2 separate regions of the Homo sapiens genome follow, and region 2 is linked to region 1. A link is a contact called in ENCODE Hi-C data. All regions are on one chromosome and are shown on one strand. Each heading gives the region's core, a stretch centred on a gene start or an enhancer-like site at or near the end of the contact. The rest is flanking DNA. Distances are from core to core; before and after follow the strand shown. Region 1 holds the start of AKAP1-DT (AKAP1 divergent transcript). Region 2 holds the start of GNA13 (G protein subunit alpha 13).

Region 1 (4,256 bases), core at 1,757-4,256:
TAGTGGAAGAAAACGCCTGAGAATGACAAGCTGAAGGTATTAACTCATACCTGAAACAACTGACTTCCCCACAATAGGAAAACAGACCAAGCTACAGAAAGGCCCAATCATTCAGACTCACAGGGAAGATTAGGAAGGAGTGACCTAGGGGAACTCTACGGCCAGCTCTCTGGGTACATTGGCTACAAGCTGCCTGCTCTTCAAAGCCCTGAAATGCACACACAATCAAGTCATGTTGCAGGCTGGGAGCAGGAGGCTAGCCAGCAAAGCTTAGGGAAACCAATTCGTTTTTCCTCCCAAACAAGCTTCTGGGTCAGAGGCTAAGGAGAGGGGTGCTTTTAATAGAATTCAAGTCACTCAAGTAATTCAAGAGAAACAAAGTCAGTCTCAGGGATTGTTCAGGGAGGAGAGGGGAAGAGCAATGCTTAAGCACCTATCACAGTCCCCAGTATCACAAATATGATCTCCATTTGTCTTTAGGACAGGAAAAGGGAATACTGTAGAGGCTAACACCAGCCTTCCCCTAAAATATGGCTGCAACCCAGCCTATGTCCAAAGCTCAAGAATAATTTGGGTTACCAGGCAGCAAGATAAATTGCTTTTAAATATTGATGTTCAGCAACCTTACACTGGAGACATATCGACTTCAGCACCTGAGCAGGCCACTTACAACAGACACCTCCACTGTCACCCTGCAGTGGCCAAGTGAGAATGCATTTCCTAGAAACAACTGGGAGATGGGAGAGATATTCCTACAAGGAACTAGACCTAGACACAAATCCATTAGACCTGTCTCACTCATTGGCTAGGATCTGTTACCTGCAAGTTCTGAGCCATCATCTGACAACATGCATGAAGACAGAGCCTATTAATCCAGTAATGGACTCAAGCTTTAGTGATTTGCATGCCTGTAGGATCCAGAGGACCTCCTCTAACCTAGGGCCATATTTCAAAGAGAATACACCCAAGAATTATGCAGAACCTACAAAACTAGTTAGAGGTTAAAGAAAAGTTCAACACAAGTCAAAAGGTTCCCAAAACATAACTTCACTTGCTTCCAGTGCTCAGGGTCTTAAATAATCAGCAGGTGAACCACTTCAATGCCAAGATCAGAGGAATTATATAAATGATCAAGTCAGGCAGCCTTCTTCATTTCAAAGATGTTCTGTACCTTTAAGAGCAAAGTGGATGGGTGGTGCTAAGAGTCCAAGCTTTGCTTTCTAAATAAAGAGTTAAAAAAAAAAAAGGTACTAATTTGGGAAGGACTTAGCAGTTACAAGAGCTTGTAAGGCTACTAGTTGCCAGAATTAATAGCTTTTTGTGAACGGTGTTCCTTGATCAGTAACTAACAGATACTGTTGCACCAGGTCCAGCAGCCTAGATTTCACTGGAGACAAATCTAAACACGAAGTAACGCGCACTACAGTAGGGGAAAGATACCCAGGTTAACCTCACTAATTGCCCTGCGCATACACCCTACCCAGCTTGAGAGGCCTCGACTCGCACCTGGAGCGAAGTCCACCGGGTTTGTGTTAACGGCGGCAGGAAGGCGCCGCCACCCAGGACATCCCCCAGGAGAGGAAGATCCCGAAACGCCCAGGGCTCCCATGCCGTTCCGAGTCGCCACAGCACCGCCTACCACGATCAGCACCTTTCTTCTCCTATCCCTCCCTGGAAGGGAAACAGGAAGACCTTCAGCTAGGGCACAAAAGAGTTGAACGCCAGAAAGCCCGCGTTCGAGGCATCCAGCCACTGCCTCTCCTAGCACATCGTAACCCCAAAACTGGCGCGGTCCCTCCAGATCGCAGACCCCGGGCCCTGGGCCGCAGGCGGGGCCGGACACGTGACCGTCGGGGCCCCCGGGCGTGAGGTCGGCAGACACCCCAGGCTGGACGGCCTCCACCCCTCCGGACACGCCTGCAGGGGCTACGAATGCAAATTCCCCCCGAGACGCCCCTGAGCCTCCGACCTCCAGACCCCAATTCGGTTCGAACGGTCCCTCAGCCCGAAACACGGTTGGATCACAACCGGCCGATGTCCCGGCCCATCTTCCCAGTTCCCCTGGCTCGCCGCACGGAACTCCCAGGGGCTGCGCCGGCGGGCGAGCCGAGGGTGAGAAGTTGGGCGAGGCTCCAGAAGTGAAGGGGCAGCTCCGGCTCAGACTGTGTACACACGACCTTTGAAAAGTAAACGCCCGCGGGGCTGGGCGACCTTGGGTGGGACGCGCTCGGGTCAGCCTCGCAGGCGGGTGTGCACGCTCCGGTTAAGTTGAGGTGCAGAGAGGCGACCCGGGCGTCGCGCCCTCGCCCCCCGCCCCCGAGGACAGTGACGCGCGTGGGGAGGACGGCGCGGCCGCAGAGCGCCGCCCAGAGCCGCGCACACGCGATCTGTCAGGAGCCCGCGGGCAGACAACCGGCGGGGAAGGACGAGAGGGGGCGCAGACGAGGGAGGGAAAGATGGGCCTGCCTGACAGCGCGCGGCGGCCGAGAGCCCCCAGGACACCTCTGCGTCCGGAGCGTCCCGCCCCCGGGGTACCTGGAGGGCGCGTCGCACCCTGCACCTGCACCTCAGGCTCCCCATCGCCCCGACCCCGCCGCCTTCGGGTCTCCGGCAGGGGGTCCCCGGCGCAGCTGCCCCCGACCTACCAGCTCCTCGGCTACCATCGGGGTGCGGGATGCGGAGTCCGCGCGCCGCCGCCGGCCCCCGGCTGTGCCCCGCGGCCCGGCCCGCAGCGCCGCGCTTCCGCAGCTCCCCCACGTGCTAGCCCAGGCGGGTGGAACACAGAGACATTAAATACTGAAGACGCGCGGCGACGTGCCCGCAGCGCGACGCAGGCCCCGCCCCTCGCCCTTGTGCCCGCGCGCTCCCGAGCCCGCCCCGCTCACCTGCGCGTGCGCGCCGCCGGCCGCTCCCGGCAGTGCCTCCGCCGCGCCTCTCCCAGCTGCGCCAGAGGGGGCGCGGTCTACAGCGCTGGGCTAACATCCCGCCGCCGCCCGGAGCCGGGTCTTGCTCGCGCTCTCGCGAGAGAGCCGTCATCTCTCCGGTGCCCGGGAGAGGGGCCGGGCGGGACGGTACAGCAACCGGAGGAACCTTGATTCCCTGCCCCGCAAGCCCAGCACCGGTTTTGCCGCCTTGTCTCGAAGGGTCAACCAGGCCATCTCCTGCCTCGGGACGGAGAGCGCCCTGGAAAAGGCGGAGGGGCCGGTGAGGAGCAGGGCTTCCCTCGCTTCGGGGCTTTGAGCTTCCCTGTGACCGTCATTTCCTTGTAGCGTATAATTGGGTTGGCCATTAATAATTGCTCGATAACTGCATAATGGTGAAACCTGGTACCACTCAAATGCAACTTTCTTGCTCGTTTTCACAAGTCGATGTTATCGAAATGAAGCACTTTTCTCTGAATTGGTGTGGGTTTTGGAATGATTTTTGCAGAGATAGTCACGGTGAGTCACTATCTCTGCCAGGACCTTGGGAAAATAAATTCCTCCAAAATAAATGGAGAGGGTAGGGTTTTGGCTGTCCAGCCCTGCTGTCATCCTTAAAACAAAGTGACTTTAAATGAACATTTGTTTGGCCAAAATATAGAAAATAGATCATGCTAAGAACTAACAATTACTTGGGAAAATGCTTAATCTTCACTAGTGATCAAATGCAAGTTTAAATGACAGATGCCATTTACTATACCTAATGAGATTTAAGTCAAATTCATATATATATGAATCCCAATTGCATGGTGTGGTAGATGTCAGGAAGGAAACAAATAGGAAACTGACATAGGAAAGAAAGAAAAAGAGCCCTATTTTTTATTTTTTTTTTTTTGTGAGACGGAGTCTTGCTCTGTCGCCCAGGCTGGAGTGCAGTGGCACGATCTCGGCTCACTGCAAGCTCCGCCTCCCAGGTTCACGCCATTCTCCTGCCTCAGCCTCCCGAGTAGCTGGGACTACAGGCGCCTGCCACCACGCCCGGCTAATTTTTTGTATTTTTAGTAGAGATGGGGTTTCACCGTGTTAGCTAGGATGGTTTCGATCTCCTGACGTCGTGATCCGCCCGCCTTGGCCTCCCAAAGTGCTGGGATTACAGGCGTGAGCCACCGCGCCCGGCCAAAAAGAGCCCAAATGTTTTAGGTCCTGTGGTCAGAAAAGGCCTAAAATGAAATTTAAACTGAGACCCATTGGATGAGAAGGAACCAGCCTTGCAAATTGTATACGGGCATAAGGGTTGGAGGAGTATTCCTAGCAGATGCACAACACAGGAAAAAG
Region 2 (4,256 bases), core at 1,124-3,623, 8.0 Mb before region 1:
TGAAGTTTCGCCATGTTGGCCAGGCTGGTCTCGAACTCCTGGGCTCAAGTCATCTGCCTGCATCAGCCTCCCAAAGTGCTGGGATTACAGGCATGAGCTACTGTGCCCGGCCTTCTTTTTCTTTCTTTCTTCCTTCCTCCTTCCTCCTTCTTCTTCTTCTTCCTTCATTTGACTTTCAGGTCAAAGAGGTCTCTTTTTAAAAACTACACTGACTAGAACAGCCAGACTTGATGTGAGCCAAGTTTGTTCCAAGGCAAGCTTACACGCAGGGCTTTAAACAGCTTTCTCTGCTGCTCTGCATGTCACGACATGAACTGGCTGGGCAGGAATACCTTCCTGCCTCCTAGGCATTCTTGGTTTTCCATTATATTACACACACTTCTGAAAAAAGATGTTAACTACCTAACTTACAAGTTTCTCTCCTCTTTGTTGGAGTTCAGATTAGCACCTGGGGTCAATGCAGAAACAGTGCTCGGGGACAGGTTCTATGCCCCAATCCTGGGAGAGGCGAGTCCTTGCATGGTTAGAGAACAGGGCCTCCCAAACACTAGATGAGATGATGGAAAAATTCTCCATCCAGGGCAGGCTTTTACCATATATTTTGCCTGACAGCACTGCTCAGTGATTCTGACTCTTATCAATCCACAGATATTGGAGGTGAGCCTACTCTACTTGTATATTGTAGGTTGTCCACCCTCTGGGCTTGCCAGAGCCACAGGAGATAATCCTACTACAGGCATTGTTTACTGCAGCCAATCTACTGAGTCGAGGCTTCTCGGTCATTAACCCAACCCCAGGGAGTAACTGATTAGTACCGATTTTAAAATTTAAACCTGTTCGGGAGTTTCTTGGAATGCTGACCTCTTACCTCCGCTCCCTTATACATACGAAGTTTCTGAGCCACAGGAGCCCAAAGCTACGTTGCATTGCCCAAAACAGGGACAGACCAAAGTGGCTTTTTCCACTTGAAACTAAATACTAAGAATGAAGAGGTCGGCTCTCGGGGGTCCCGGTTAAGCAGTTTCTCTGCCAACCCACAGCTGTCACTTGTGGCTTGTCTCCTGGCCTCCTTTCAGGTGTCCTGGCCTGAATCTGCTGTTAGGACAGAAAAAAAGTCCCTGGACGGGTCATATCCTCTGTAATCTGGCAGGAAAGCTAAAATTTGCGTGCTCCCATTCCTCGTTGTGTTTGTGTATCTGCTTCCTTGTTGGGAAGAGCCTACATCACAGTGTCCGGTGTAGGGGATTTTCACCATGACCTCACCCTCCTGCTGCCACTCGCTAATTCCGGCGCGGCCAAGCGTCCCTGAAGTCACATCACAGCCCAGGTGGAATGCACGAGTGAGCCATTAAATGCCCCTGGTAGCACGTCTCAAGTGAACATCAACTCCAGTTCTTTCCCCTCACAGAGAGCCCTGGTAGGGGTCTGAAAATGCCAGAAAGAGCTGGAAGTGGGGGTGGACGACGTCTGGTTACCGTTCTGGGATTCGGAGACTAGAAGGTCAAGGGAGTCACTTTAAGAAAACACACCAGGCCTGGGCCTGGTGGCTCTGTCTGGAATCCCCGCACTGTGGGAGGCCGAGGCTAGAGGATCGCTTGAGCTCAGGAGTTCGAGACCAGCCTGGGCAACATAGGGGGGAGCCCCTGTATCTAAAAATAAATACAAAAAATTTAGCCGGGTATGATGGCACACGCCTGTACTCCCAGCTACTCGGGAGGCTGAGGCGGAAGGATGGCTTGAACCTGGGAGGCGGAGGTTGCAGTGAGTCGAGATCGAGCCAATGCACTCCAGCCTGGGCGACAGGGTGAGACTCCGTCTCAAAAGAGAAAAAATAAAATGAAATAAAGAAAATGCACCAAAGGCCTGCCAGGCTCACGCCGGCTGTTCTGTTCGAATAACTTTCGAGTCCGTGGCCTCGAAATGGGTCGGGTGGGCGGTGACAGCGGGCAGCGGGCGCGCAACGCGGGAGAAAGGGAGGCTAAGTGGGAGCCCAAAGAACCGCGTCCGGGACCTGGTCTCCGGCCTCCCGGCCTTGGGGAAGGAGCCCTTCTGCCCACAAGTGGGCTCAGGCCATGAAAGGGAAACAGAAAGTCGGGCTCCCCAGCCTGGCCCACGTGACCGCGGTTCCTCAGCCCTCCCCGCGCGCCCGGCCGCGGCTGCGGGCGCGGGCACCCGAGCGACACATCGAGCTCGTGACTCGCCGCCCAGGGCGGGAGGCGGAGAAGCGGCCGCGGCGTGCGAGCGCGCCTCCGGGAGGCAGCGGGAGCGCGCACGCTCCGGGGCCACCGCCCCTCCGGGGCCGGGCCCGCCCTCCTTCCCTCCCTCCCTCCCCCGCTGTCCTGGCCCGCCCTGCCCGGCCCGCCCTGCGAGTCAGTTCGCTGGTTCCCTCCCTCCCTGGGCGCGCTCGGGCCGCCGCCGCGCTCCCCGCCCTCGAGCCTCGGTGCCGGAGCCGCCCGCCGCCGGAGGAGGAGGTGGAGGGAGCCGGAGGGGCCCGCCGAGGCGGCGGCGGCGGCGGCAAGATGGCGGACTTCCTGCCGTCGCGGTCCGTGCTGTCCGTGTGCTTCCCCGGCTGCCTGCTGACGAGTGGCGAGGCCGAGCAGCAACGCAAGTCCAAGGAGATCGACAAATGCCTGTCTCGGGAAAAGACCTATGTGAAGCGGCTGGTGAAGATCCTGCTGCTGGGCGCGGGCGAGAGCGGCAAGTCCACCTTCCTGAAGCAGATGCGGATCATCCACGGGCAGGACTTCGACCAGCGCGCGCGCGAGGAGTTCCGCCCCACCATCTACAGCAACGTGATCAAAGGTGCCGGGCCGGGAATGGGGGCCGGGGGTTAAGGGCAGGGGGGCTGGGGCGGCGGCGGGTGCGGGGCGGGGCACCGCCCTGGTCCGCTGTGTCGCTGGCGAAGGAACGGGCCCGGCGGGCGGGCTGGCGGGAAGGGGGCGCGCCCCGGCAACTGGCCCTGCCCGCCCGGGGTGCCCTCGCGCCCCAGGGCGAGAGGATGCTCGGGGTCGCCCTGCTCTCCCGCTTGTCTCCCCGGTGGGCGTCACGGCCATTCCCCCACCCCCCACCGCGTCCTGGTCTCTCCCCCTGCGAGAGGGAAGTGGGGCGAGCTGGGTGCTGCCTCGGGGTGTGGGCAGACCTCTCCTGTCCTCCCCGCTGCGGATGAGGCAGGAACACCAATAGCAGCCCTAGCCGCTTCACCCCCATCCCCTGCTCGGGCGATGTGGGCCGAACCTCGCTACCCTGGCTGGGTGACCCGAGTCACATGGGGTCGCATGCGCTCCCAACTCCCTGCTTCCTTGGCCGTCTCCTAAGCAAGCGAGTTCTGGAACCGTCGCAATAAGGGAACTTTTTGCCCGAGACTTCTTGTCAAGGGCGTAGGGTGACAGCCTCCTTTTGGGCGAGAATATGAAACTTGAGGAGTGTCAGGTTGACTGTACTGGAATCAGGAGAGAGTGGACCCATACAGTTAGCATGAAAATGTAGCATCTGTGCTTTTTCGCCCCAGTGTCACGGTCAGGTAGGATGTTTGCGTGTGATTTCTGTGCAACACGTTCCACTCTCCTTTTCGCTAAGTAACTGGGGGCTGGCAGGAAGGGAGTACCACTGCTTCTATTTAGATGAAATGTAGTAGTAAGAAGACTGGCCTAAAAGTCATGTGGATCCTGTACAGATGGAGACAATGAATGAGTGTTGAGTTAGATAATTGGCTCGGCTCTTTATTGACAGTAGTTTTAAAATTAAACTTTGTTCTTAAGTGAAAAATAAACAAGTTGTTTATTTCTGGGCATTCAAAGAAATCGAAAAGATGGTTTTTATTTTGTCATTTGAAAGATAATTAACACTCGTTTCTGCGTGTCAAGTATGTTCTATAGAAAAGGCATTTTGGCAAAATTTAGGTGCAGCGCCTGGTAACTCAGGTGCATCTGGATTTTATTTTATCTGGGGAGCAGTTTAGGAGTTTGCTACAGATTGCAGGTCTTTTTAAGTGGGATTTTTGTTCAGGAAGTACATAAGGGACTTCTGCATGTCACCCCCCCGCCCCCTCCCCGCCAACCGCCTCCCGAGCTTCCAGCGTTTGGGTAAAGGAAAACTGCCTGAAGAGCCAGGCATTATGGAGTAATGAATTAGAGAGAATCACTAGACCACAGCCAGCTCTAGCCCTAGTACCTCTGCAGTTAAACTATAAAGAACAGTTGTATTTATCCTGCTGTAATGTTTAGCTCAAAACTAATTAAGGTCTCTTTCAAGGCTGC

Evidence for each region. Hi-C counts contacts between places; a loop is a spot of excess contacts on that map. Pooled maps may share reads with other maps.
Region 2: a loop to region 1 is called in a map of CD4-positive, alpha-beta T cell, with 11 times the contacts of the local background. The contact joins the promoter of GNA13 here to the promoter of AKAP1-DT in region 1. A Hi-C loop is called at or near these places in 2 of 168 maps with a recorded cell type or tissue (CD4-positive, alpha-beta T cell and naive thymus-derived CD4-positive, alpha-beta T cell) and 4 of 50 pooled maps.

The regions. Positions count from the first base shown.
Region 1 is chr17:57,083,788-57,088,043 of GRCh38, reverse strand. AKAP1-DT (AKAP1 divergent transcript) reads left to right here and starts at 3,006. Exons shown (of 3, transcript NR_186437.1): 1 at 3,006-3,204. It overlaps AKAP1 (A-kinase anchoring protein 1), which reads right to left and starts at 2,798. Exons shown (of 11, transcript NM_003488.4): 1 at 2,646-2,798. RefSeq lists silencers at 1,752-1,841, 2,122-2,421, 2,462-3,041 and enhancers at 1,720-2,222, 3,262-3,341.
Region 2 is chr17:65,054,857-65,059,112 of GRCh38, reverse strand. It overlaps GNA13 (G protein subunit alpha 13), which reads left to right and starts at 2,373. Exons shown (of 4, transcript NM_006572.6): 1 at 2,373-2,802. The coding sequence starts at 2,520. RefSeq lists silencers at 2,086-2,595, 2,876-3,135.